Linked DNA regions of Homo sapiens: regions 1 and 2 are each linked to region 3. Evidence: read pairs that join two places in POLR2A ChIA-PET (ENCODE). Cell type or tissue: HepG2. All regions are shown on one strand. Each heading gives the region's core, and the rest is flanking DNA. Links, peaks and the distances in the headings are about the cores only.

Region 1 (10,035 bases), core at 1,595-6,594, 140 kb after region 3:
TTTTAGTTTTTGTTGAAGATAGGATAAGAAAAAAAAGAGAAGCAAATGCAGCAAGCAGGAATTAGGTTAGACATCAGAAATTTTCTGATAGGCTGAGTTGAGTGATTAGAATAGGTTATGAAGGGAGGCTGTGCAAATTCCTATCACGTTATTCTAAAAAATGATGCTGGTGAACAGCCGGGTGCAGTGGTTCATGCCTGTAATCCCAGCACATTGGGAGGCCAAGGCCGGCAGATTACCTGAGGTCAGGAGGTGGAGACCAGTCTGGCCAACATAGTGAAACCCTGTCTCTACTAAAAATACAAAAATTAGCCGGGAGTGATGGTATGCACCTGTATTCTCAGCTACCTGGGAGGCTGCGGCAGGAGAATCGCTTGAACCTGGGAGGCAGAGGTTGCAGTAAGCCAAGATTGTGCCACTGCACTCCAGCCTGGGTGACAGAGCGAGACCCCTTCTCAAAACAAAACAAACAAATAAAAAAAAAAAACTATGGTGTGTGTGTGTGTGTGTGTGTGTGTGTGTGTGTGTGTCTGTGTGTGTCTGTGTCTGTATATAGATATCCTCAGGGATGTTTGCAAGATGGTGCTTAGTTCTTACCTACAGTTTCTCTCTCTAGAGTCATGGTTTTCTACTGGAAGGAGTCTTTGGCTCCTAGGAGACAGCTTTGAGAGTCATGCAGGGGAGGAGGGAGGGTGCAGGCCAGCACTGCTGCTCAGCATTCTACAATGCACAGGACAGCCTCCCACAAGAGAACAAGTCTGCCTACAATGTCAGTAGTGCCAAGGTTGAGAAAACATTTTCTATTCCAAAACTTTTAGTCTTCTGTCTTCAGGGGCTCCCCTGAGATCAGCCTTTTTCAAGAATTAATTCTCCAAAGGATTGAACCAAATGGGAGAATGAATGACTTGGGAAAAAAGAGGTTCACATTTGGGGATGCAATCCAAGGGGTGTGCCAGTCAAAACAGAATCAATGGATTATTTCTCTATGTGACGAAAAGAAGTCCTGTTGTTATGATTTGCATTTACACACTAAGTAAATATTTGTGGGACATCTACTATGTTCTCAGCATGATGGGAGATCATGGGGTTGGCAGTTTCTTAAAAGGTCAAATGGTAAACATTTTTGGATCTGCAGGCCATAGGGTTTCTGTAACAGGTACTCAACTAAGCCATTGCAGAGTTAAGGCAGCAATATGTAAACGATGGGTGTGACTGTGCCCTGAAACTTTATAGCAGGTGCTGGGTAGGATTTAGCCCACTGGTCCTGGCATGCTGATACCCTTTTTCCTGGTAGAGGCTACAGAGATTAGAAAGGGCGAAGAACTAGCTCTCAAGCTCACAGCCCTGTGGGAAAACTAACAAGTGAATAGAGCCCGACTACTGTCTGAAGGAATGACGCAGGGTGAGCAGACTTTCGGATATTGCTATTATTTCCAGTGCCTCTGGTATCAGCACGTGCTCTTTCCATATTTGGATCTCTGTTGCTCCACTTCCCACCGCCTTCATCCTGATGACCGCTAAGACCTGTACCTAACACCCAAATCGCCCTCTGGGGTCTGTGTTCTGCCCACTGTGAGCCTTTCTCTCTCATCTCCCTCTAATCCTTGCTGTAGTTGCCCAGCATGGCAGTGGCCTCACATGGCCTCTCTGCCTCCACTCGTCTCCACCACCCACCTGCCCTTCACGTGGGTGCCAGAGCAACCCTCCTAAATTGCAGAGCTGACTGCGTTAGTCCCCACTGAAACCCTTCTTTTCTAGCTCCATGACCCTCCTGACAGTTACCGGATTCACCAGGATGTACATATACACACATCTATACACAGGCATTATTTAGCTTTTGTTTCAAAATGTCAATATAAAGAAAAGGGGGAAATAACAGTACATTAAATATTACCTTCTTAAATCTAGACTTCCTCTTACGTCTCCTAACACTGTCATGCCTGTGTGTGCGTGTGTGTGTGTGTGTGTGTGTATATCTACACACACACATACATTTATAGTACACAAGCATGCATGTGTGCATACACATATATACACACAGGCACACACATATATAATATGTATATACACACATATAATATGTATATACACACATACATCACGTTTTACTATAATAAACTTTCTTTTTGTTTACTATTTATATTATGGGGTTAGGATATTATACAGATTTGGGGGCAGCTGCATAGGCAAGTACAGGTAGGTAAATTATCTGTAATAGTTTTAGGATAGTAAGAGTGTGCTAGGTGGGAGGCCTGTAGAGTAGGAGGCTGTGTGTGTGGGGTGCATGGGGTGCCTGGAGGAAGAGGAAGAAGGGGTGGGGAGCAGAGGAAGGAGCAGAGACTGTAGGGGGCAATGAGGGGCCTGGGGCCCCAGTGGAGAGCAGAGCGATAGGAGCTACAGTGCCTGCTTCTCTGGAATCATCTGTACTGATCATTTTATCATTGCATATTTAATTTTTTTCTCCCACTGGCATTTCTTAAGACATTCATTAGACTACAAAGATGAATCTTAGACAATAGCCAACCTGGCATTTTGCTGATTTTTAATGTGTTGATTGTGTAAGTTTTCAACAGAAGCCTTAAGGGTTTTCAATAATGGAGTATGTTAAAGGCAAATGAAAGAGAGAGGGGAAAGATATTTTCTTTTCTAGGTGTTGTCTTCTTAATTTGCATAAATGACAATAGTGACTATCTTGATTCGCTGCCACCTTTGTAAAGCTCGCAGTTAGAAATCAGCCACCGTGTATAATAATAACCCCTATTTATATATGACAGGCCCTGTCCTCAGCATTTTACAAACATTATCTCAATCAATCCTCTAAAAACCCTGAAGAAGCTGTTCTTGTCCATCTGAAAAAAGAATGAGGTGCAGACAGTGACATGGCTTATCTTAGGTCACGTGGCTGGAAGGCGGCAGACCCAGGTCTGCCCACTCAGGAGCCTGGTCACTCTGGTCACTTCACCAAGCTCAGCAGCTTTATTAACAAGAAAATCAGCAAGATTCACATGGAAATGTGCTTGCGTGAGCCCTTGGTTTAAGTCTAGTGCTATTAAACCACTGAGAATAGTCCTGGCTTGTTCTTTTCATTTTTTAATTAAATAAAATTTTTTTTAAGAGATAGGGTCTTGCTCTATTGCCCAGGCTGAAGTGCAGTGGTATGATCTTAGCTCCTGGCAGGCTGCTGGCAAAAGAGTCATGCCATCCATGCCTGTAGCCTTGAACTCCTGGGCTCAAGTGATCCTCCTACCTCAGCCTCTTGAGTAGCTGGAACTACATGTGTGTGCCACCACGCCTGGCTAATCCTTTTATTTTTTGGTAGAGATGGGGTCTGGCTATATTGTCTAGGCTGGTCTCAAACTCCTGGGCTCAAGCAATCCTTCTGCGTTGGCCTCCCAAAGTGCTGGGATTACAGGTGTGAGCCACTATGTTGAGCCAGTACTGGCTTATTCTTTTAAATAAAAGTTTTCCTGGGAAAAAACAGTACAAGAACTTAGTAAAAAGTCAAACACTACAAAAATATAAAGTACCCCTGTAACCCGAGGGCTCATTTCTGATCTTTCCAGAAATGTTCTCTACATAAACATGAGTGTGTGTATATGTATATATTATTCTTTTTAAATTTTTTAAATTTTATTTCTATTTTTATTTTTTGAGATAAGGTCTTGCTCTGTCACCCAGGCTGAAGTGCAGTGGCATGATCTTGGCTCACTGCAGCCTTGACCTCTCAGGCTCAAGTCCAAATAGCTGGGACTACAGGCATGTGCCACTATGCTCAGCTAATTTTGTAGTTTTAGTAGAGATGGGGTTTTGCCATGTTGCCCAGGCTGGTCTCCAACTCTTGGACTCAAGTGATCCTCCTGCCTTGGCCTCCCAAAGTACTGGGATTACTGGCTATATTAATATTATTTTTAAGAACTTTTTTGGATATAATGTAGATATTATTTTTAACACAAAGGTGAATACTATAGACACTTGGTATTTCCACTAAGTAATAACTCTTGCAATTGCTCTGTATCAGCATAGAAGAATTTCCTTCATTAGTTTGAAAGGCTGCACTGGGTCTCCTGGCATAGAAAACTAAAATGTGCTTATGCAATTCCAATGGATGGAAAATACTTCACAATGGAGTAGTCCTTGCTATGTGTCAAACATTCTCTAAGTGCTTTACCCATATTAACTCGTGTCATCTCCTACCCACCATATGAAATAGATACTTCAGTAGTCCCATTTATCAGATGGGGAAACTGAGCCAGGGAAGTGAAGCGACTTCCCCGACATCACACAACTTGCAAGTGGTAGAACTAAGATTCAAAGCTAGTAGCTCACGTGATCTCCCGCTGGCCCCGCAAAGTGCTGGGATTCAGGCGTGCACCACCGCACCTGGCCACACTGCAGGATTTCTAAGTCCAGCACCTGCATCCTTTGTCTGGGGACTTTCTCTGGCAGCCAGCGCCCACTGGCGGAGACATCTGCAGCAAAGTGACTGAAAGTGAAATCCCTCCACCTGGCCTCCTTCCCCCTCACTTCCGCGCCTTGCCACGGTCAGCCACCGATCAGCGGGAGTTGGTTTGTAAACACCCCAGCTCTCTCTGAGGACTATGTTCTACATCTGCTCCCAGAACTCTAAAGGATCAAGGGCCAGTTACCCACGATGACATCGTGCATGATCAGCTGCTCTTCCCCTCCCTGTCCCTCTTCCGCTCTCCCCTATTGGGGGTTCCTGGGATCAGGAATCCTTGTTTTAGAGGAGGCTTCTGGGGGAACCTGAGCCAAGACAAACCCGAGTATTGTTGGGACAGGAATACCGGGGGTGGGTTAAGAAGATGTCGAGGCCTGCCAGGGAGCCAGAGAGCCCTGGTCCCTAGCTCCAACCTGAGGACTGGGATCGGAGGTCTTTCCAGAAACAGAAGGCTTCTAGCTGCTCCCATGGGTTTCAGGAGGAATCCGCTTGCTTGGATCAGCTGACCTCTGACAGTTTGTTTAGGGAAGGAGTGGGGAGTGATTGTTACAGGCCCTGCAGGGGAGAGAGCCTGTGGGTGGTGGTGCTGAGGCGTGTTTAATGAGGCTGTCCCTTAGTCAGGGGCTGAAGGTGGACCCTTGACATTTGGAAGCAGCGTGGAGAGTCACTGTGCACCCCCTGAGAGACGGAGGCCTCTGCCCGGAGCAGGGAACTTCATAAGTGGCGGCCCAGAGGGAACCGTCCACAGAACCCGTGAGTGCCCAGAAATCAAGAGTTAGCTTGTTTCCCTGGAGATGGATGGTGGTGATGGTTGTGGAACAGTTTGTATTCACTTAAAGCCACAGAACTGTACACTTAAAAATGGTTAAAAGCGTAAATTTTATCCTATGTGTAATTTACCACAATAAAAACAAAACCAACAATGGGTCAGCTTTGATCATTCTCCTGGAGCACACAGGCTGGGAACCAGTAGCCTTGCTCCAGGGCTGGGACCTTTCTTGTCCCATTCCCTTTTCTAACTATCCTGAAGCTATTGTCAGCAGGCTGGGGAGGAGACCAGAGGAGCAGCCATAGAGAAGAATCGAGCCCTTCTCCAATTTCCCACTGGGTGCCTCCAGCCCAGAGCAGGACCGGACGTGTTAACCTGACTTTTCTGACTCTGAATTGGATCTGTGAACTGAGTCTTAATGGGACCATGGGCTCGTCCCTGCTAAGAGTGAGCAGAAAAGTCATGAGTTGCCTGAAGTCTTATTCAAGGGAGGGGAATGTTTATTCCCTCTGAACAGAATTGAAAGAAAGAAAGAAAGAAAATGATGCTTTGATCACCCTTCAGGCAACATGCCTATTCAACATGTATGCATGTTTTAACATTTATTTAATGCTCATTATGTGTGGGACTCTTTGTTAAATGTTCTTGCTTGAATAGGCTAATTTAATTCCATCTATGAGATAGGTACTCTTTTTTTTATTTTATTTTATTTTTTGAGGCAGGGTCTTGCTCTGTCATCCTGGCTTAAGTGCAGTAGCTTGAACAGAGCTCACTGCAGCCTTGACTTCCTAGGCTGAAGATATCCTCTTGCCTCAGCCTCCCATGCAGCTGGGATTACATGCACGTGCCAACCTACCTGTCCAATTTTTAAGTTTTTTATAGAGACGAGGTCTCACTATGTTGCCCAGGTTGGTCTCAAACTCCTGGCCTTGAGCAGTCCTCCCAATTTAGCCTCTCGAAGTGCTGGGATTACAGATGTGAGCCATCATCCTCAGCCTTAGGTACTCTTAAGTTACTTTTTTTAAGGTGAGGAAACAGGTTCAGAGAGCTTATGTTAAGTGTCCTAGGGGCTCACAGTAGGAGTTGGGATTTGAGGCCAGGTCTGTCAGATTCTAAAGCTCTGCTCTTAACCACTGTTTCCTAATTGCCCCAGGCCAAGACATGGAGCTCACTTGGAGACCCAGAGTCCGCAGGCTGCCCTTAGATTTTAGGGAAGTGCTCACAGTTTTCTCCCTTTACATAAGTTCATGCCAAGTCTGGGATGAGTTGAGACTGGAGGCCCCTGGGACTCCACATCATGTCAGGAAGGTTGAGGGAGGCCAAGGCCATGGTCCTAGCTGTAGAAAAACTTCAGGTCAAACGTAGCCTCCACTCACTCTTCTGTGACATGAAGGCCCCACTTCCCGTCTTATAGAAGAAGATACCCCCAAAATGCTGAACATGGTTCACAGTTATGAACAGGAAAGTGTTTCATAAGTGGCATTTGCACTAATATTTGACTTGAAGGAGCAGGATCCAGGGAACATTGAATTACAGCTCATATTAAAGTGCTTTAAAAATGGTACCAATGGCCGGGCATGGTGGCTCATGCCTGTTATCCCAGCATTTTGGGAGGCCAAGGCAGGTGGATCACATGAGGTCAAAAGTTCTAGACCAGCCTGGCCAAAATGGTGAAACACCATCTCTACTAAAATACAAAAGTTACCCAGGCGTCCTGGTGCATGCCTGTAATCCCAGCTACTCAAAAGGCTGAGGCAGGAGAATCACTGGAACTTGGGAGGCAGAGGCTGCAGTGAGCCTAGATAGTTCCACTGCACTCCAACCTGGGTGACAGAGCGAGACTCCGTGCCAAAAAAAAAAAAAAGGTGCTTATGATCAATACCATGGATTTTACATTTTCATAAATATAACACAGCTAATAATAATAATAATAATAATAATAATAATAATAATAATGTGACGATAATAACAGAATTCCCAAACTTCTTCTTAGGTTGTTATGTATGCCAAGCCCAGAGAGTTATGTGTTTTGTAAGTTGATTTAATTCAAATGCTATGCCTCCTCCTCCACCGATTTTGTTATCGTACTGAGACCTTTTTCATAACTTACAGGTGCCTTGGCATAACTTACAGGTGCCTTGATTTGCTCTGTTTTTTCTTACATCAGTAACTTTTAAGTGAATTCTGCTCAGGGATGTGCCTGGAGAAAGCAAGTTTGATGAGGAAGCTGGTGGAGCTGGTGGTTTGAAGGCTGAGTGAAAGTAGGGGAGAGCCCATGGCCTGATCTATGTAAGTGGTAAGTCAGGGAGGGTAGCTGCGGTCAGCATGTCCCAGAGTCACCTTCATCCTGGGATGCGCCCTCTGATTCTCAGAGTGAACATTAAAAATGGCAGACAAAACCAGGCACGGTGGCTTACGCCTGTAATCCTAGCACTTTGGGAGGCCGAGGTGGGTGGATCACCTGAGGTCAGGAGTTCAAGACCAGCCTGGCCAACATGGTGAAACCCTGTCTCTACTAAAAATACAAAAATTAGCCAGGTGTGGTAGCATGCACCTGTAATCCCAGGTACTCAAGAGGCTGAGACAGAATAATCTCTTGAACCCAAGAGGCAGAGTTTGCAGTGAGCCGAGATAGCGCCACTGCACTCCAGTCTGGGCGACGGAACAAGACTCCGTCTCAAAAAAAAAAAAAAAAAAAAAAAAAAAAAAGAAAAGAAAACAAAGATGTGAATTCTGAAGACCTTTTTCAAGGCTTTGTCCCCAGCTCTGCAAGGCCCAGATGCTAAATGACATTCACTGGGCTGTCAAAGTTTCTATTTTCTCAATCAACAATGGACTTCCATTCTCGACTCCAAAAGCAAAGCGTTCATCTCATCTTCATGAAAGAATTCCATGAAAGAAAGCCAATATGAACAGAGTGTCACATACCAATATTTCTTTTATCAAACAACATCCTGAAAACAAGGACTACATCAATTTTTTTAATATTCAAGCTGATTAGAAAGTTGGTTCTGTATTTGATTAAGTTCTGCAGAAATTGGGCTTGTGATGAATCATTAAACAAAGACACTTTTTTTTTTTGGTACAGCAATAAAGCCTCAAATGATTAATTAAGGGCACAATGCCAAAACAAGTGTCTTTGTTTAAAACACAGTGGACAAGACAGCCTTGGGAAAGTTGATGTCTTAAGTAGGCGCCACAACATGTTTTTAATTATGTTCAGGAAGACGAACAAGAATAGGAATCGCCAACTGTTTAGAAAGATAATTTTTTTTTTCTGAAGAAAGATTAGAATTAAAAAAAACAAACAGAGCATTATTGATTTAACATAAATGCCATTTGTTGGGCCTTTTGTAATTTCCTTATTAGTGTCATCATTCTGGAGTTCACATCCCCCCTTCTGTTATAGCGTTTGGCATTTGTTCAGCTCTCAGCAATATGATACAGTAAACATGCAGTGACTGCTCATATTAAAATGTTTTATTTGTTGTAAGTGTACAGATGATCAAACAGTGCACGTCCTAAATTATCCCAATCATTGCCCAGGCTAATCAGAAGAGAGGGAATCAGTGACCGTCTCTACGAGAAGAATAGGCTGGCCTAGGGTGCAGGGCTAAGCTGTCAGTTGGAAAAGAAACAACAGCAGAAAAGTTCATGCAACATCAGTTCTCCATTGCACCATCGTGAGATCACCCCACTGCTCAGTTGAAACAGACATCAGCCAGCTAGGATGATATACAGAGTGAAAGATACGTTTGGAAGCAGCTTAACTTTGGGTTGTATCAGGCAGTCAGGTTCCATTCGGATCAAAGTGTCCGATCTCAATATTAACAGTAATGACAGGTTGGGCTTTAAACAAGGCCAGCTCTTAATTGTAAAATGCTGAAGACGAATAGGAGCCCAACGGTTTGGCCCCTTTCCTCCCAACTGTCAGGAAATGGCCTCAACTCATTTGGAAATCGATGGATTTCCACTGCAGAGTGGGGACAATGGGCTCTGTATTTCAAGAAGTCACTTAGACATATCACTCTTATGTACACATAGCTCCCTGTCTTCCTCCTTCTTGCCTATCCTACTAGGTTTTGAGAAATGGCTAATTATTCATTTTGCTAGTAAGTAATGATTTTATCTTATCAAATGCATTAACGATATTAGAGACTGGCTTGAGAACCACACAAAAGATGCTGTGTCTTTCATATGTTCCTGGGTTGCTTTTCTCCACTAATGTGGTTTGAGTACCTGCTTGGTACTGGACTCTGTGTCGAACGCTGGGGACATCAGGATGAAGAAGGAGGACCCTTCCTCAAAGGGCTCAGACTCCAAACTTGGAGAACGGAAAGGGATAGCATTTCTGTGGAAGGACAGGCATTCTGGAGACTGGCCACCTGGCGGATTCAGGGGGAGTCCAGACACAGCCGGACACCAGCTCTGCTTTCTCCCCAGAATGCTGAGACCTCGTGATGCTGAGATTGATTCAGTAACTCAGAGGGTCTCATGTTTGTTAACAACCCCTTAAATCAGGGTGGCAAACTGTGACCCACAGGCCAAATGCATCCTGTGGCCTGTTTTTGTAAAGTCTGCAAGCTAAGAATTGTTTTTACATTTTTAAATGGTTGGAAAAAATTAAAGAATAGTATTTCATGATATGTGAGAATTACATGAAAGCCAGATTTCAGTGTCCAGAAGTAAAGTGGTATTGGAATGCAGTCACACCCATGTGTATCACATGGCACTGCTTTTGTGCTGTATAATGAGTTTGTTCTGCACCATAGTGAAAAAGCAGAAATGGGCAACCTGCATGTGAAGG
Region 2 (10,035 bases), core at 2,787-7,786, 1.4 Mb after region 3:
TTATGAAAGCACTTAATGCATTTGGCTGCAGTTAACAGAAATCTTACCTGGCATAAATTATAGGGACATAAATTATAGGGACATTTCTTGTTTATTTAAGAAGTCTAGGGCAGGCATGGTAGTTAACAATGTGGGAGGCAGAGACAGGTAGATCACTTGAGCTCAGGAGTTTGAGACCAGCCCGCGCAGCATGGCGAGACCCCAGTCTTTACAAAAAATACAAAAATTAGCCGGGCATGGTGGTGCATGCCTATAGTCCCAGCTGCTTGTGAGGCTAAGGTGGGAGGATTGCTCCAGCCTGGAAGGTCAAGGCTGCAGTGAGCTGTGATCATGCCACTGCACTCCAGCCTGGGTGACAAAATGAAACCCTATCTCAGAAAAAAAAAAAAGAAAAAAGTATAGATTTGGGTGGCTTCAGAGCTCTGACTCAGCATCTGATTTCCATGTTTACCCTTATGGTTACAGAATGGCTGCCACAGATCCAGGCATCACATCATCACTCCAGCATATACAAAGACAGGAAGTAGGGCAGCCAGGGCAGCAAGATGAGCTTTTCTCAACTGCTTCTTTTACCATCTGCCCTGCCCACCCTGCCCCCCCATGCTATTTTAAATCAGGGAGGAAAGTCTTTTGCAGAAGTCTCCCAGCGGATGCTCTCTAGTGTCTCATTAGCTAGAACTGGGTCACATGATCACTGTGAAGCCGCAAGGGAGGCTGGGAAAGCAAACTAGTACATGCATTCTCTCTACAAAGGAAAGTAGGCAGACACCATAGCTAGCGGGCATTTATATTAAGAAAATTAATAATCACCATATCTTTTAGTTTCAGCTCCAGAATTTGTTTTTGAACATGGCTATCAAACTTACCTGCCCACGGAAAGTAATGAAAACCAGACAGCCACTGTCATCTCTCTCCCTGCCAAGTCACGCACCAAAAAGCCCACAACACCACCTGCTCAGAAAAGGCTTAACTGTTGCTATCCAGGTAAAGGCAGCATTATGTCCTACTTGTGTAGAGGGTGTGATATTTAACCAGGCTCCAGGGCTCCTCCTCATGAGTTCCTGACAACTGCTCATGGATGTGTTCCAAACTACCTGGCATAAAAATCAGAGCCCCCTGGCATTTACATCAGCACATACAACCTATCTCCCACTGTCTGTGGTCATTCTGCCTCTGGGTTCTAAGACTTTTCTAGCCATAGGCCTTTGAAGTGGAACTCGTGAAAATTTCAGGTTGCTATAAATTTTTTTCCTATGCTATAGCTTAGGAAGATATCCAGTAAGAATTTTCTTTCCTTACTTTGGTTTTAATTTATTCAGAAATAATTTCAGATGTACAGAAAAGTTGCAAAAATTGTACCAAAAAAATCCCTGTATGCCCTTCATCTAGATTCCCCAAATGTTACCATTTTATTATATTTGCTTTGTCATTCTTTGTATATATACAAATATATATACAAGTATAGTTTTCCCCAAACCATTTGAAAGTTGCTGACAATGTGATGCCCCTTTATTCCTAAATACTTCAGTGTGTATTTCCTAAAAACCAGAATATTCTTTTAAATAACCACAGGACAATCATCAAGATCAGAAAATTAACATTTATAGGAACTATTATCTAACCTACTGACCTTAGTCAGATTTCGTCATCAAGTGTCCCACCGATGTCCTTTCTACCAATATCAAAAGAATGACATTTTTCCCCTCTGATCCAGGCTCCAACCAGTGATCACTAATTGCATTTAGATTTTATGTCTTTCATTTCCTCTAATCAAGAACAGTTAAGCATTTATCTTTCATAAGCTTGACATTTTTGAAAAGTATAGGCCAGTGATTTTTGTCAAAAGGGCCTCAGTTTGGGTTTATTTGATGTTTCCTTATGATCAGATTCAGGTTATGCAGTTTTGGCAGGAACCACAAAATGACGGTGTGTTTTTCCCGGTCATCACATATGAAGGCACATGAGATCTCTTTTTCCCATTACCGTGGTGTTAACTCTTGTCACTTGGTTAAGGATGTTTCTACCAGTTTTCTCCATGCTAAAAGTTACTAAGTTTTCCTTTGTAATTAATCTTTCCTTTTTTTTTTTAGGTTGCCAATTCAAGACTGCTTATGGCATGAAGGACATGGAGCGGCATTTAAAAATTCACACGGGTAAGTAGCATTTCTTTAGCGCATATGCCCTCAACACCTGCTCTGTGCTAGGAGATGGGGATCCACATAGGTCAGACGAATGATACCACTCCAAACGTCACTGGCTGTTATGGGAATACAAGTCCAGATTTTAAAAAATAAGGTGCCATTTGTACACATGACTTTGGCAGAAAAATCTTTAACATAATAAAATCCAGCTCTGGAGAGGATGTGAGCAAACTTAGCTAAGTGGGAATGTGAACTGTTACAGCCATTTTGAAAATGATTCTGCCAAAATTAATTAAAATTTGAACGCACATATTCTCATTTTGAGGAGATGACCCTACGAGTTCATATGTGTGTGTGTAATGATTAGTAAAGAGAGGAATAAGGGGAGAGAAAAGAAACTGTCTCTTTTTTTGTCTTTTTCTTTTATATTTTGAGACAGGGTCTCACTCTGTCGCCCAGGCTGGAGTGCGGTGGCACTCGACCCGCCCACCTCAGCCTCCAGAATACCTGGGACTACAGGCAGACGCCACCACACCTGGCTAATGTTGTGTATTTTTTGTAGAGAGTGGGGTCTCACCATGTTGCCCAGGCTGGTCTCGAATGCCTGGACTCAAGCGATCCACCCACCTTGCCTTCCCAAAGTGCTAGGTTTACAGGTGTGAGCCACTGCACCTGGCCAAAACTTTCATTTTATGTATCTTTATGTTATATCACTGAATACAGTGAGTGTGTGTTATTTTTGTAATTTAGAAAGGAGAATTTAATAAATACTTGTTTTAAAAGAAGAGAGAAAGATCAATGCATGGGAAAAGAAAAAAGTGATGATTTCTGGTGATTTTATTTTTCTTTAATATATTATTTTTATGTTTCCCAGATTTTCTGCATGGAAAAGGAATTGCCTTCAGACTTTTTTTTAACAAGTGTTATATGCTTGTATTCAAATAGTACAGATTTAAATTTTAAAAGTATAAATGTGTATAAGATGCAGGGAGTTTTGGCTTTGGCTTCGCTAATTGCCCAAAGCCTGCTATTTAGCCTCAGCCTTTGGAAGATGAGTAACCAACAGTTATTTCTTACATTCCTTGGCCATAACCAATAAGTGCCTTATTGCACTGGGGTCACCATCATATCTAATCAGCCTCACAGTGTCATGCTATCTGGATTTGTTCTAATTATCCAAATATTAAGTTTCAAGTATTGATTGGTAAGCGTTCTAGTGTAATAAGCAATTAAACTCTCCATGTGGGTTTCATATATTGAAGTTTCATCCATCAAGCCATAGCATATTTATTATTGAAAGAATAAAGTACTATAATTTTTGTTTTGTTTTGGTTTTTGTTTTTTTGAGACGGAGTTTCGCTCTTGTTGCCCAGGCTGGAGTGCAATGGTTCAATCTTGGCTCACCGCAACTTCTGCCTCCCAGGTTCAAGCGATTCTCCTGCCTCAGCCTCCTGAGTAGCTGGGATTACAGGCATGCACCAACACACCCGGCTAATTTTTGTATTTTTAGTAGAGACGAGGTTTCTCCATGTTGGTCAGGCTAGTCTCGAACTCCCGACGTTGGGTGATCCACCCACCTTGGCCTCCCAAAGTGCTGGGATTACAAGCGTGGGCTACCGCATCTGGCTGAGTACTATAATTATTAATGATGATAGAGAAAGCGTTGTAAAAGTACAAGTGAGGGCCACAGCTTTGTCTATTTCTGCAAATCCGCAGAAAATATCTTCTACAGTTAGCCTACCTTGTGTTTGGAGGATAGTTTCTGCGGTCTCTGTCTACATTTTCAAGTTTAAATGTATCCTCACCTTAGTTACCTTCAGAGAGTGGGGGTATGCTTAATTACCCCTGGAGTTGGGGTTTGGGGGAACCACAGCAACAGGGCTCTTTACCAGCAGAGCTGGCCAAAAACCACTGAGCTCTGCCAACATCCAGCATTTGCCCAGTGTTGCAAATACACAGTGTAGTGACCGCAGGAACTACTGAGCCACTGACAATGCTGGTAAATTATTGTTCCTGGATTTTTAAATTTGATGACTAAAATTTTTGTTTGTTTGTGTTTTTGTTTTTGTTTTGTTTTTTTGAGACAGAGTCTCGCTCTGTCACCCAGGCTGGAGTGCAGTGGCGCGATCTTGGTTCACTGCAAGCTCTGCCTCCCGGGTTCATATCATTCTCCTGCCTCATTCTCCCGAGTAGCTGGGACTACAGGCGCCTGCCACCACGCCCGGCTAGTTTTTCTGTATTTTTGGTAGAGACAGGATTTCACTGTGTTAGCCACGATGGTCTTGATCTCCTGACCTCATGATCCGCCCGCCTCGGCCTCCCAAAGTGCTGGGATTACAGATGTGAGCTACCGCGCCCAGCCTACTAAAATGTTTAATAATAAAAATGCTAATTTTTTTTTTTCCTTTTGAGATGGAGTCTCACTCTGTCACCCAGGCTGTAGCGCAGTGGCACAATCTCAGCACACTGCAACCTCCGCCTTCCGAGTTCAAGTGATTCTCCTGCCTCAGCCTCCCGAGTAGCAGGGATTACAGGTGCCCACCACGATGCCCAGCTAATTTTTGTATTTTTAGTTCAGACAGGGTTTCACCATGTTGGCCAGGCTGGTCTCGAACTCCTGACCTCAAGTGATCTGCCTGCCTCGGCCTCCCAAAGTGCTGGAATTACAGGTGACAGCCACTGTGCCCAGCCAAAATGCTGATCTTTAATAAACTTTTAGATGTATTCTTAAATCCCAAATATTTATTTATGACGACAGTGATCAGCTTTGGCTATTTTAGCACTTGGCTAGTTACGATTTGGTGAAAATACATATTTGATATATAAAGTAAAAAAAAGAAAATCCTGATTCACAGCCACCTCCTTCCATGACCAAAAGTCAGCTCTCCTAATAGACCTCTATGTCTCATTCTGAAATATTTGCATGCCTAGACCAGGTCTAAAAACACACACATTTAATTTTTCCATGTCTTACTAAGTTAATATGATACACGCTATCAGTGCAACTTGCTTCTTTTCATTTACTATTGCACATCATTTCACATCAGTATGTCATATCGACTTACTCTTTTTCATGGCCAAGTAAGGAATGGGTTCAGTAATTTATGCACATCCATACAGTGAAATATTTCAGCCTTAACAACCGCGTTGTGGGTATGTAATGATATGAAACAGGTGATCGAAATTACCGTACATGCAAGAAAGTAGTCAATAGGGAGGCAGTGCAGTATTTGGCAAAAAAAAAAAAAAAAAAAAAGAAAGCAATCACAAGACGGTCCTGGGTTCTAATTCCAGCTGTTGCAAGGATTAACTAAAGTAATTCAAAGGCACAGTGCCATTCAAAAAGGAAGTATTTAAATTGATGTTAGCCAGGAATTTTTATGTACCAAAAACATACACACACAGAGATTGGAAAAATATACATCAAAAAGTTAGCAGTAGTTCACAGATGTCAAGTTGACATAGCATTAGTGAGGTTCAGATTAAGCTGCTGTAAGAATGAAACTGAAACACCAGCTCAAACAAGATAGGGATTTGTATCTGTCCCGTGTAACTGTCCGGAGGTGAGCAGGCAGGCTAGGACAGGTGGGCAGCTCTGTCCTAGGGACCAGCCAGGCACTTAAGTTCCTCCCACCTCATTCTATTACATGACTCCACCATCTGCAGGTATGCCACCCTCAGCTGCTCACTCACCTGCCCTCACCTGCTCACTCACCTGCGCTCACCGACTCACTCACCTGCCCTCACCTGCTGCCTTATCCCCATGCCTTGGCTAGAAGCAGGAAAAGAGAAAATGTAAAAGGCAAGCCGTTTCCTCTTGTGAAAGAGACACACTTTACTTTCTCTGCCATCGCTTTGATAGGAACTTAGTCACAGATCACAGCTAGCTGCAGGCGAGGCTGAGAAGTGTAATCTTTCCCTGGTGAGCCATGAACTCTGCTGAAACTTAGGTATTCTAAATTTTACGGTGCATCTCTGTTGTGAAAAGGAAAAAGGAGAGAGTGAATACAAGGGAAAATTAACAAAACTGTTACTATTTTACGTACCTATACTTTAAAATTTTAATTGCCTTCTATTTTTAATTTATAAAAAATTTATAAGAAATTCATATTCATCATTTTAAAAATTCAAGTAATACCAATAAGGAACATGGAAGAAACTTCCCCTCTCCCAAGATGTTAGCTCTTTGCCAATCATCCACCCAGTGTTTTAGGGTTTTTGGAATATTCTTCGGTGGTTGTATATGACTTTTTTCGTAAGGCAGTGGGAAATAAGCCTTTTCCTTTTTTAATCTTGTTTCCTGCTGCCATCTGTGTGTGTATGTGTTTGAAGGAGACAAACCCCATAAGTGTGAAGTCTGTGGCAAGTGCTTTAGCCGGAAAGACAAGCTGAAAACTCACATGCGGTGCCACACGGGCGTGAAGCCCTACAAGTGTAAGACGTGTGACTACGCCGCTGCCGACAGCAGCAGCCTCAACAAGCACCTGAGGATCCACTCGGACGAGCGGCCCTTCAAATGCCAGATCTGCCCCTACGCCAGCCGCAACTCCAGCCAGCTCACTGTCCACCTGCGATCCCACACGGGTGAGTCCTGCCTGTTATTTGCTCTCTACGCTCCTCACTTTCTATGGCATAAATCATAAGCACCTTAAAGCATTCAGCCACAATGTAAGAAATCGAGTTGGAACCTTTGCTCATCCCGTTGTTTGCAGTTTTGTTTTTTTTTGTTGTTGTTGTTTTGTCTCGCTCTGTTGCCCTGGCTGGAGTGCAGTGGCGCTATCTCAGCTCACTGCAACCTCCACCTCCCAGGCTCAAGCAATTCTTGTGCCTCAGCCTCCCAAGAAGCATGTTGCACCACGTCCAGCTAATTTTTTGTATTTTTAGTAGAGATGGGGTTTTGCCATATTGGTCAGGCTGGTCTTGAACTATTGACCTCAAGTGGTCTGTCCACCTCAGCCTCCCAAAGTGCTGGGATTACAGGTATGTTGTACCACACCCAGCTAACTTTTTCTAATTTTAGTAGAGGTGGGGTTTTGCCATATTGGTCAGGCTGGTCTTGAACTCCTGACCTCAAGTGGTCTGCCCACCTCAGCCTCCCAAAGTGCTGGGATTACAGGCGTGAGCCACCGTGCCTGGCCCATTTGCAGTTTTGCTTTTCAGCTGCCTTGAAGAGCCTTTCTCAGTAAAATAGGGGAAAATCATGAAGTTTATAACTTTATACATATGTATATCTCTTTCTATAACTTTGTAACTTATTCAGTTGTAAAGTGTGTAATTGAGGAGATGCATGAAATGAAATACACGTATAAGCCATGTATCTTTGATAAATTCTGCATTATGGTTAGGCATTCCAATCATTTTTGAAGCATACTCTAGTTCAGCATGGAACAGCTTGACCAAAAAACATACAGCAAAATTAGCAGAGTAGGTAACTCAATAAATTACATACTTTTTTCTTTCGGTGTATCAGTTAGATAATGATTCAGTCATGCTGCAGTAACAACCATGAAATCTCAGTGTTGTATAATAAACATTTGTTGCTAACATACTTTAGGTCAGCAGGAAGTTGACTGGACAACTCTGTTGATCTTGGCTTGGCTTAACCACATGTGTGGGGAAGGCTGGGTGCCTTTCAGATTTCCCTGGGGATCTGCTGGCCATGGGCTGGCTGGCTGTCCACTGGCCTTGGCTGAGGCAATCTGGTTCTGTTCTGTGCATCTCTCATCTTCCTCCTGGGACCATGGACTAACCCAGGCTTGTCCTTCTCATGAGGATGGCAGAGGTGCAAGCAAGCAAGCCCCAGTGTAAGCCCATTTCAACTCTTTGCTTCTATAAGTTGTCAAGCATCACATTGGCTAAAGCAAGTCACATGTTTCATCCTGGTGTCAAGGGCGGGACTGAGCTCACTGACAGTGAGAGGTCATCACAGTGTTACATGGCAAAGGTCGGGGATGCAGGGAAGGTGAAGAATTGGGACTTTTTCTTTCTTTCTTTCTTTTTTGAGATGGAGTCTCACTCTGTTGCCCAGGCTGGAGTGCAGTGGCGTGATCTCAGCTCACTGCAACCTCTGCCTCCTGGGTTCAAGTGATTCTCCTGCCTCAGCCTCCTGAGTAGCTGGGATTACAGGCTCACACTGCCATGCCTGGCTAATTTTTTGTATTTTAGTAGAGATGGGATTTCACCATGTTGCCCAGCCTGGTCTCGAACTCCTGAGCTCAGGCAATCCACCCGCCTCAACCTCCCAAAGTGCTAGGATTACAGGTGTTAGCCACCGCGCTGGGCTGAATTGGGACCATTTTTGCAAACAACCACAGTCCGCCTTTATCCCCACCGTCATTCACATCTCTCTGACAGGCAAAATGCATTAACAAGTCTCATCCAATCATAGGATCAGCCTTAAAGACCACAATTGCGTGATCTCCCTTGGGTCTGGATATGGTTTCTCTTCATCTAGAGACGGTTGAAATAAAAGACAAGTTGTCTGTCATGATACACCCAATATACAGTGTAAAACAAAAAGCCAAAATAATTACCATAATTCTACCATTTGAAAGTAGTGTAAGACACATGCACACATATGTTTATTGCAGCAGTATTCACAATAGCAAAGACTTGGAACCAACCCAAATGCCCATCAATGATAGACTGGATAAAGAAAATGTGGCACATATACACTGTGGAATACTGTGCAGCCATAAAAAAGGTTGAGTTCATGTCCTTTGCAGGGACATGGATGAAGCTGGAAACCATCATTCTTAGCAAACTAACACAGGAACAGAAAACCAAACACTACATGTTCTCACTCATAAGTGGGAGTTGAACAATGAGAACATGTGGACACAGGGAGGGGAACATCACACACTGGGGCCTGTCAAGGGGTGGGAGGCTAGGGGAGGGATAGCATTAGGAGAAATACCTAATGTAGATGACGGGTTGATGGGTCAGCAAACCACCATGGCACGTGTGTACCTGTGTAACAAACCTGCACGTTCTGCACATGTATCCCAGAACTTAAAGTATAATTTTAAAAAAGAAAGAAAGTAGTATAGAAGAACGGGAGGCATTTGTCAGTCCCTGGTCCATAGCATTTCTGAAATTCTTCTGGGCACAGGTTCCCCCTACTCAGGGGTTAGGGAATGTTTCTTGGTTAGGCCTTGGCTCAGCTCTTTGGTTCTTAACCCTGCCCATTGGAACATCCTTTCCATCACTTTCCTAAGCTACTTCTGAAAAAGATTGCAAAATGTACCTTTGAGAAACTTTCTCAGCTTGCTTCCTGTCTACCAAAAGCTGGAGGTCTTTTACCTTTTGTTTTAGTAAGGCTGGTGACAGTTTTGCTGGTAGAGCTGTCTTTAAAAACTGTGTGAGTTTCCTATGTATCCATATGCCAAAAGCCATACCCACAGTTCTTTTGGAATCTTGCCTCTTTTTCTAAACTCAATTATAGGCACTTTTGGCATTTAACCTTCTGTGGGTTTTAGGAGTCCTTTGTCCAGCTGAGAGAACATACTTGGCACCAACTTAATTCTCACCATTCTTAATTCTCTTTTGGAGATTTTAATAAAGAGTCTTACATTCAGACCCCTTATTTCACATTTGGTCTTCACTCTGAGACTAGTTTCTTAGATATGGTCTTTGTCCCAGGCTTTTGTCTTACTTGGGAAAGCTGGCTGGAGAAGCTGGCTGGAGATGAGAAACTATATCCAGTAATCTTTGACTTTCTATATTCCCTCTAAATTCTGCTTACAAAATGTCCAGTTCTTTTTTTGAGTTTGTCTCTTTCTTGTAGTCTTTTATCATATGCAGCTTATAAAACACTTTCACTGTTCTGCCTAGAATTTATCTCTTTATTCAAGTCCAAAACTCATGATGTACATTTTCTGTCTTCTAAGCTACC
Region 3 (10,035 bases), core at 3,020-8,019:
TCAGCCTCCCAAGTAGCTGGGACTACAAGCATGTGCCACCATGCTCAGCTAATTTTTGTAATTTTTAGTAGAAATGAGGTTTCACCATGTTGGCCAGGTGGTCTTGAACTACTGACTTCAGGTGATCTGCCCACCTTGGCCTGCCAAAATGCTGAGATTATAGGCGTAAGCCACCATACCCAGCCCAATTTTTAGCTTTTGCTCTAGGTGTGATGGGAAGCTGTGGGGAGGTTTAGCAGAGGGTTTAAGTGACTGGACTTAGCACAGCTGTGTTTTCCTTCATGGTGTCTGACCCGAGGGCCATTGCATCATTGATGTTAATTCCAAATGAGGCTGAATATTCATGCGGAGACACCGACGGGGTTGACCGGAGCTGCTCCTCCCACCTCATTGAACTTGATTGCCATTTCTGGAAGGCTTCATCTGTCAGTGCCCCCGACCCCCAGGAGGAGGGTTGGGAGGGCTTCCTAGAAGAAGAGCTGTCTAATCTGAGGCTTGCACAAGGATCTGGGAGGGTTTGCACCGGCTGTTGCCTCTGAACTTCCCTCTTGGGAGGAGGTTAAAGGCAACAAGGCACATTTCGGGGATCATCAGGAGGGGGATGCCCTTGAGTAAGGAGTTTTCTGCCAGGAAAGGGTACGAAGAGGCTGAGGAGGTGGTGGTGAGCTGGTTAAGAAAATGTGGGCATTATCTTGTGGTCAATAAAAAGACACTGAAGAGGCCAGGCATGATGGCTCATGCCTGTAATCTCAGCACTTTGGGAGGCTGAAGTGGGAGGATTGCTTGAGCCCACAAGTTTGAGAGCAGCCTAAGCAACATAGTGAGACCCTGTGTCTACAAAAAATACCAAAAAAGTTAGCCAGGGGTGCTGGCACATGCCTGTAGTCCCAGAGACTCTGGAGGCCGAGGCAGGAGGATCGCTTGAGCCTGGGAGGCCAAGGCTGCAGTGAGTCATGATGGCACCACCACACTCCAGCTTGGACAGCAGAGTGAGACCCTGTTTAAAAAAAAAAAAAAAAGACAATGAAGAGTGCAAAGTCGCAGAATGACAAGATCTACCATTTCATTGACCGGAAGTGAACATGCAACATTAAAAATCAATGGCCAGACAACCTTTTGGTTGAACTTTTATTGATTTGTCCTTGATACTATCAGTTAGAGTTGAAGGTGATCAGGTGAGTGCAGCACACGTTGAAAAGTGAAACCCTGGCTGGGCGCGGGGGCTCATACCTGGAATCCCAGCACTTTGGGAGACCGAGGTGGGCAGATAACCTGAGGTCAGGAGTTTGAGACCAGCCTGACCAACATGGTGAAAACCCGTCTCTACTAAAAATACAAAAATTAGCCGAGTGTGGTGGTGGGCGCCTGTAATCCCAGCCACTCTGGAGGCTGAGGCAGGAGAATTTCTTAAACCCGGGAGGCAGAGGCTACAGTGAGCTGAGATCATGCCATTGCACTCCAGCCTGGGCAACAAGAGTGAACCTCTGTCTCAAAAAAAAAAAAAAGAGTGAAACCCTCTAGTGACTCTTACTGATTTTTGCTGATCCTTAATATAAAGCAAGTAGTCATAAGTCGTAACCAGCCCAATGGCCTCCTTTCATCTACGATACAAAAGACACCTGGAGTTGAGAAGCTGAAAGACCTTGAGAAGTAGCATTTGGTCTGTTTGGACTTTAGCTGACACAGTGAGGTCTTATTTTCTGCAAATCTGAATTGTGCAAATCTGAAGTTGTGAATTAGAGGCTTGTTAGAGTTCCACAGTATGTACCAAATTTGCAATAATGTGAATTCCACATTAGAAAGGCTCTAAAAATCTTATTTCAGGGTGGCCTGGTCCCCTCCTTGTTGAAATTAGACTTGCATCTTGTGGGTTCAAACAATGATGGGCTTTGAGTTTTCTTTTTTTTTTTTTGAGACTGAGTTTCATTCTGTCACCCAGGCTGGAGTGCAGTGGCGTGATCTTGGCTCACTGCAACCTCCGCCTCCCGGGTTCAAGAGATTCTCCTGTCTCAGCTTCCCGAGCAGCTGAGATCACAGGCATGTGCCACCACGCCTGGCTAATTTTTGTATTTTTAGTAGAGATGGGGTTTCACCATGTTGGCCAGGCTGGTTTCAGACTCCTGACCTCAAGTGATGCCCGACAAAATGAGACTCCATCTCAAAAAAAAAAAAAACAACAAAAAAAACTTCTATTCATTTTTCAGATCTCAGCTGGCTGTTCTTTCTTAGCTGTGGCTGCCCCCACATGTAGGGCCTCCTCTCCTGCCTGATCCCGAAGCACTCCCACTTTCCTGTTACTTGCAGGGCTGTGAGCATCAGTTTATTTGCCCTCAGCCCTTGGCACACCACAAACTCCTGGAGGTCAAGGATGACTTCGGTTTGGTTCATAGTTCATAACTCTCTGCCAAGCACATGACATTCTGCCCAGTACATCGTAGGAGCTGGAGAAATAGCGTAGTAAATAAAATTATGTAAATTAAACTTAATTAAAATATTCATTTTTAGAAAAACAAAAACAAGGCTGATAGGCCATTGGTGAAATTGACAAAAATGAACTAAAATTTGCCTAATAAATAAAATAGAACACGTTATTCAAAAACATTTGAAGGCTGGGTGTGGTGGCTCACGCCTGTAATCCCAGCACTTTGGGAGGCTAAGGCGGGCAGATCACGAGGTCAAGAGATCGAGACCATCGTGGCCAACATGGTGAAACCCTGTCTCTACTAAAAATACAAAAATTAGCTGGGTATAGTGGCAGGTGCCTGTAGTCCCAGCTACTCAGGAGGTGGAGGCAGGAGAATCACTTGAAACCGGGAGGCGGAGGTTGCAGTGAGACGAGATCACGCCACTGTACTCCAGCCTGGCGACAAAGCAAGACTCTGTCAAAAAAAAAAAAAAAAAAAAAAAAGAGCTTTTGAAGAACATGAATAGCTAAACCTACCCTACTGTATAAAGAATGTTGGAGGCTGGGCGCAGTGGCTCATGCCTGTAATCCCAGCACTTTGGGTGTTCGAGGCAGGCGGATTGCCTGAGGTGAGGAGTTCGAGACCAGGCTGACCAACATGCTAAAACCCCGTCTCTACTAAAAATACAAAAATTAGCCAGGCATGGTGGCGGGTGCCTGTAATCCCAGCTACTCAGGAGGCTGAGGCAGGAGAATCGCTTCAACCTCGGAGGTGGAGGTTGCAGTGAGCTGAGACTGGGCCATTGCACTCCAGCCTGGGCAACAAGAGCGAAACTACGTCTGAAAAAAATAAAAAAAGTTGGAATTTTGATTGGAAAAAGTAACACTTCATAAGGGAACGTTTTAGTTTGTATTGATTTCAATTTTGCCAACTTTCTAGCATGTTCAGGATTCTTCCAGCAGCTTCTCAGACAGCATATCAGCTTCGGTTAGCTACTATTCAGACAATTGCATTTCATAATCAGCAATCAAAATTGTACTTTTCTGTTAAAGCTGTTAAAATATTCTTGCTTTTAAAAAAGCTGTTAAAAACACAATTGGAAAAGTCAGTGAAATGATCATTTGATATTTGATTATTCAGTGAATTAGTTTTAGGCAAATCGGACTGGCAGGCTGCAGAGGTGGCAACAGGCCAGAGGTCATTAGAGGACCAGGAAGCCACAGGAAGGTCACCTCGGCTACATTTTATAGCTCACAAAATGTTTTTACACACACACTACCCACTCCCCCCCCTCCACTGCCCCCATCACCCCGAGATGGAGTCTGTCGCCTAGGCTGGAGTGCAGTGGCACAATCTCGGCTCACTGCAACCTCTGCCTCCCGGGTTCAAGCAATTCTCCTGTCTCAGCTTCCCAAGTAGCTGGGATTACAGGCACCCGCCACCATGCCTGGCTAATTTTTGTATTTTTAGTAGAGACGGGGTTTCACCATGTTGGCCAGGCTGGTATTGAACTCCTGACCTTGTGATCCTCCTGCCTCAGCCTCCCAAAGTGCTGGGATTATAGGCGTGAGCCACTGCACACAGCCTATACACACACTTTTTTAAAAAAACTTTTTTATTTTGGGATTTTTTTTTTTTTAAGTTTTAGTCTTGCTCTGTCACCCAGGCTGGAGTGCAGTGGTGTGATCTTGGCTCACTGCAACCTCCGCCTCCCAGGTTCAAGCCATTCTCATGCCTCAGCCTCCCAAGTAGATGGGACTACAGGCGCCACCACACCTGGCTAAGTTTTGCACTTTTAGTAGAGACAGGGTTTCACCATGTTGGCTGGGCTTGTGTCGAATCCCTGACCTTAAGTGATCCTCCTGCCCTTGGCCTCCCAAAGTGCTGGGATTACAGGCTTGAGCCACCTCGCCCAGCCTGGAATAATTTTATATTCACAGAACAGTTGTAAAGAGATTGCAGAGAGTTCCTGAATTCGAACCCAAGTTCCAACCCTGCACCCAGCTGGCCCTAGTGCTACCATCTTACATAAGCACAATGCATCTGTCAACACTAAGAAATTAACACTGGTATGTTACTTTATTTAGAATTCCCTAGTTTTCCCATTAGTGGTGGGATTTTTTTTCTGTCCCAGGATCCTACCTTGCATTCAGTCATCATGCCTCTTGTAGTCTTCTCTCGTCTGTGACCATTTCTTAGATTTTCCTTGTTTTTCATTCCGTGGACAGTGTTGGGAAGGACTCGGTGTTTTGTAGAATGTCTGCTGATCTGGGTTTGTCTGATGTTTTCTCATGATTGTCTGGGATTACGGGTTTTGTGGAGTATAATGCAGAGGTAAAGTGCCTTGTCATCTCATCATATCATGGGAGGCGGGGGTAGTATTGTGGGAGGCAGGGGTATGTGAGAGCCGCCTGGCAAATCTTGCCTCTACCAGGGTGCTTAATGTTGTCACATGTTTGATTATCATAACCTGTAAAATAACTGGAAAAGTTAAGATTCTATTTTATCATTTCAATGATTTTTTTTTTTTTTAATTTTGAGATGGAGTCTCGCTCTGTCGCCTAGGCTGGAGTGCAGTGGCGCAATCTCAGCTCACTACAACCTCTGCCTCCCGGGTTCAAGCAATTCTCCTGCCTCAGCCTCCTGAGTAGCTGGGATTACAAGTGTGCACCACCATGCCTGGGTAATTTTTGTATTTTTAGTAGAGACGGAGTTTCACCATGTTGGCCAGGCTGGTCTTGAACTCCTGGCCTCAAGTGATCCGCCTGCCTGGGCCTCTCAAAGTGCTGGGATTACAGGAGTGAGCCACCACGCCAGCCTCAACAGATAATATTTTAGTGAGCAGTCATATATGCAGGCGTTGCTTAAATTGAAGTCATTCAGTATTAATGAGGAAGGTCAGATGAGATCCTGTACTTAAGGAGCTGGGAAACTGAGGATTCGAGAGTCTAAACAGCTTTACCCAATGTGGTCCAGGTTGTAGGTGGCAGAGCCAAAATTCAAACGCGTGTCTCACTTCAAAGGCTCTGTGTGTGTTTGTGTGTGTGTGTGTGTGTGTGTGTGTGTGTGTTTGCTTTTGCTCCATTGATTCCAAATAACAAAACAAAACCAAACAAAAACTTTGCTACAAAACCCTCACTCTGATCCTGATGCTATCTTAATTGTGATAAATGTGTTGTTTAATCTTCACAACAAACTCATGGAAAGGAACTATATGTAATCCCAGAGCTTTGGGAGGCCGAAGCGGGAGAACTGCTTGAGCCCAGGAGTTTGAGACCAGCCTGGAAAACGTAGTGAGACCTCATCTCTACAAAAAGTTTAAAAATTAACCAGGTCTGGTGGCATGTGCCTGTAGTCTCAGCTACTCTGGAGGCTGAGGTGGGAGGATTGCTTGAGCCCAGGAGTTCAAGGTTGCAGTGAGCTGTGATCGCACCACTGCATTCCAGCCTGGCCAACGGCATGAGATCCCTGTCTCAAACAAAACTAAACAAAACCAAAAGAAAAGGAACTACATATCCTTCCTTTTTCAGGTGAGGAAACTGAGCCTTTGAGTGGTTAAGGAACATGTTCAAGGTTATAAAGCTGGCGCATGGGCTGGGCGCAGTGGCTCATGCCTGTAATCCTAGCACTTTGGGAGGCCGAGGTGAGCAGATCACCTGAGGTTTCTACTAAAAATACAAAATTAGCCAGGTGTGGTGGTGCATGCCTGTAATCCCAGCTGCTCGGGAGGCTGAGGCAGGAGAATTGCTTGAACCCGGGAGACGGAGGTTGCAGTGAGCCAAGATTGCTGCATTGCACTCCAGCCTGGGCGATAAGAGAGAAACTCCATGACACACACACACACACACACACACACACACACACACACACAAAAGCTGGCACATGGCTGAGTTGGGACTGGAAACAGACTGCTGGGCTCGAGGGCCTGAGTTTTCTTCATCAGAACATCACACACATTTAAAAATGTTTTGAAAATGTATATGTTTATTTATATTGAGGTAAAATTTACAAAACATAAAATATACCACATTATGCAAAGCTGGAGGCCAATAAACAAAATATATGTAAAAAGAAGAAAAAAATTCAAAAAGAAAAACTATATTAAAGTGTACAATTCAATAGCTGTTAGTACACTGACAACGTTGTGCAACCACCACCTCTATTATCAAGTTTCAAAATATTTCCATTGTCTCAAAAGGAAGCCCAGTTAGGCCACCACCCGCCATCCTTCCCTCCCCTAGCCTCTGGCAACCACTAATCTAGCTTCTGTCTGTATGGATTTACCTATTCTGGGCATTCCATATGACTGGAATTATGTGGTTTTTGTGTCTGGTTTCTTGCCCTTAGTGTAACTTTTTTTTTTTTTTTCGAGACAGGGTCTTGCTCTGTCACCCAGGCTGGAGGGCAGTGGCGCAATCGCAGCTCACTGCAGCTCCGACCTCCTGGGCTCAGGTGATCCTCCTGCCTGCCTCAGCCTCCTGAGTAGCTGGGGCCCCAGGTGTTCAGCACAATACTCGGGTAATTTTTTTTATTTTTATTTTTTGAGGAGACAAGAAGGTCTTACTATGTTGCTCAGGCTGGTCGGGAACTCCTGGGGTCAAGTGATCCTCCCACCTAGGCCTCCCAAAGTTGGGATTACAGACGTGAGCCACTGAGCCCAGCTGGGACTTAGCATAATGTTTTTGAGGCTTACTCATGGTGGAGCATGGATCAGTGTTTCATGCCTTTTTATAGCTGAATAATATTCCGTGATGTGGATAGACCAACATATGGTTTGGATCTGTGTCCCCACCCAAATATCATGTTCACTTGTAATCCTCCGTGTTGGAGGTGGGGCCTGGTGGGAGGTGACAGGATCATGGGGGTGGATCCTCATGAATGGTTTAGCACCATCTTCTTGTGTTGTTCTCATGATAGTGAGTTCTCATGAGATATAGTTGTTTAAGAGTGTGTAGCACCCCCACCCAACTCTTGCTCCTGCTCCCGCCATTTGAGACGCTTCTCTCCCGCTTTGCTTTCTACCATGGTTGTAGGTTTCCTGAGGCCTCCCTGGAAGTAGAAGCTGCTATGCTTCCTGTACAGCCTGCAGAACCGTGAGTCAATAAACCTCTCTTCTTTATAAATTACCCAGTCTCAGTCTCAGGTATTTCTTTCTTTCTTTTTTTTTTTCTGAGACGGAGTCTCACTCTGTCCCCAGGCTGGAGTTCAGTGGCACCATCTCGGCTCACTGCAACCTCCGCCTCCCAGGTTCACACGATTCTTCTGCTTCAGCTTCCTAAGTAGCTGGGATTACAGGCGCCCGCCACCATGCCTGGCTAATTTTTGTATTTTTAGTAGAGACGGGGTTTCACTGTGTTGGTCAGGCTGGTCTCGGACTCCTGACCTCGTGATCCGCCCACCTTGGCCTCCCAGAGTGTTGGGATTACAGGCGTGAGCCACCGCGCCTGGCCAGGTATTTCTTTATAGTAATGTAAGAACAGCCTAATGCAGGCCACATTTTGTTTATCCATTCATCAGTACGGACATTGGATGGTCTTCATCTTTTGGCTATTGTGAGTAATGCTGCTGTGAACATTGCTGGACAAGTTTTTGTCTGAATGTCCTTTTTAAGTTCTTTGAGTGTATAACTAGGAGTGGAACTGCTTGCTCACGTGGGTCACCCTGCTCCTTTTTTCTTTTACTTTGCAATATTAAGACCCCATATTAGTGTGATACTCTTTCCTAGACTTTTAGTCTAAATAATAGTACTTGCTTTGTTTGTTTGTTTTTTTTTAAAGATGGTCTTGCTCTGTTGCACAGGCTGGAGTGTAGTGTCCCAATCGTAGCTCACTGAAACCTCAAACTTCCAGACTCAAGGGATCCTCCTATCTCAGCCCTCTGAGTAGCTGGGATTATAGGCACGTGCCACCATACCCAGCTAATTTTTGAATTTCTTTGTAGGAACAAAGTCTCATTATGTTGCTCAGGCTGGTGTCAAACTCCTGGCCTCAAGTAATCCTCCTCTTCGGCCTCCCAAGGTGCTGGATAACAAGTGTGAGCCATCATGCCTGGCTAAGTCTTCAGTGAATACATCTAAATAAATATATTTTGGGTTTTTTGTTTTGTTTTGTTTTGTTTTTTGTTTCGTTTCTGAGACAGGGTCTCATTCTGTTGCCCAGTGTGGAGTGCAATGGTGCAGCCTCGGCTCACTGCAGCCTCCACCCTCTGGGCTCAAGTGATCCTTCCACCTCAGCATCCCGAGTAGCTGAGACTACAGGCATGTACCACCATGCCTGGCTAATTTTTGTATTTTTTGGTATAGATAGGGTAATGCCATGTTGTTCAGGCTGGTTTTAAATTCCTGGGCTCAAGTGATCCTTCTGCCTTGGCTTTCTAAAGTGCTGGGATTCCAGGCATGAGCCACCATGTCCGGCCTGAATAAATATATTTTGAATAAATGAATGGATGATATTAGTTGAGGCAACCCTTAATAACAAAGACTACCAAGACATTTATTGGTCTAGTGAATGGCTTTGTATCTTATTAACTGTAACATTTGAATACGTTTGAAACTTTGTTATATATGTGACATAAATTCTGGGCATATAATTAAATTTCTACAAGAACTGAGTTATAGTGAATGTTTATTGAATTTTAATTTATGCCTAGGAGAATATGCTGTATTTTCCTTTTAACTTTTCTATCTTATACCTAGTGTGTGAAGGCTACTGTTCTATTTTATTTTATTAATTAATTAATTAATTAATTAATTTATTTGAGACAGAGTCTCACTGTGTCGCCCAGGCTGGAGTGCAGTGGCACGATCTCCGCTCACTGCAAGCTCTGCCTCCTGGGTTCACGCCATCCTCCTTCCTCAGCCTCCCGAGTAGCTGGGACTACAGGTGCCCGCCACCACGCCCAGCTAATTTTTTGTATTTTTAGTACAGATGGGGTTTCACTGTGTTAGCCAGGATGGTCTCGATCTCCTGACCTCGTGATCTGCCGCCTCGGCCTCCCAAAGTGTTGGGATTCCAGGCATGAGCCACCGTGCCTGGCCTGTTCTATTTATTAGGAAACTGAGGCCTGAGGGGGCGTCATCCCAGCAGTGAAGCCTCGATTTGCACTCACAACCTAGAGCAGTCTCTACTCAGTTGGGTTACCTTCTCTCTCTACAGCACTCAGAACCCAGACGCAGGTAGAGACAGCTTTTAGTTTTATTAAAGGCAGCCCGTTAGAGAGAGGACTTCAAATGGATCAGAGGAAAAGGTTTTTCTCCCAGGCACTGGTATTGCAGCTTCTGTCCACACGAGGGAAGTATTAGCTAAGAATAGCAATTGGTTGCAACTTGGAAACAAAGGCTGCAAGAGAAACTAAAATAAACCAGCTACTGGATTTCTAGGCCAACCTTAGGAAATTAATCAGCAACTGTAGAACTCCGGGTAAACAAATGTAAACCAGACCAGCCATTGGCTCATACTGTCACAGTGAGGATTCTGACCTGTTAAGCTGGAAAGCAAGGGCTCCCTGCATACATTCCTGTCTACAGGACAATTGCATCTGGAGCTGCCCCATAAGATCTTAAGTTGATTCCCCCGGTACTTATGTTGTCACACACAGATGATGACCCAAAGGAAAGGGCACTGCTTAGCCT

Evidence for each region. Peaks named below come from ENCODE experiments on the same cell type or tissue, not always from the same donor. Only the 100,000 strongest peaks of a DNase experiment are listed, where the experiment ranks them.
Region 1: POLR2A ChIA-PET joins it to region 3 with 6 read pairs; 3 of 35 experiments call an interaction of 5 or more read pairs at or near these places.
Region 2: POLR2A ChIA-PET joins it to region 3 with 5 read pairs; 2 of 35 experiments call an interaction of 5 or more read pairs at or near these places.

The regions. Positions count from the first base shown.
Region 1 is chr20:53,407,737-53,417,771 of GRCh38, reverse strand. The region is part of intron 2 of TSHZ2 (teashirt zinc finger homeobox 2); the gene reads right to left. Among named protein-coding and RNA genes, the nearest start is that of TSHZ2-AS1, 92 kb to the left of the region's middle. RefSeq lists silencers at 4,532-4,581, 9,527-9,821. In HepG2, for the core only: a CTCF peak has its summit at 4,447; a DNase peak (open chromatin) is centred at 4,431.
Region 2 is chr20:52,156,813-52,166,847 of GRCh38, reverse strand. ZFP64 (ZFP64 zinc finger protein) reads left to right here. Exons shown (of 6, transcript NM_018197.3): 3 at 823-984; 4 at 2,091-2,153; 5 at 6,474-6,725. Among named protein-coding and RNA genes, the nearest start is that of ZFP64, 30 kb to the left of the region's middle. In HepG2, for the core only: no CTCF peak of the experiment used is centred there; no DNase peak of the experiment used is centred there.
Region 3 is chr20:53,547,600-53,557,634 of GRCh38, reverse strand. It overlaps ZNF217-AS1 (ZNF217 antisense RNA 1), which reads right to left and starts at 4,865. Exons shown (of 6, transcript NR_110051.1): 1 at 4,548-4,865; 2 at 880-997. RefSeq lists an enhancer at 219-719. In HepG2, for the core only: no CTCF peak of the experiment used is centred there; DNase peaks (open chromatin) are centred at 5,454, 5,734 and 6,624; H3K4me3 peaks cover 1,145 bases.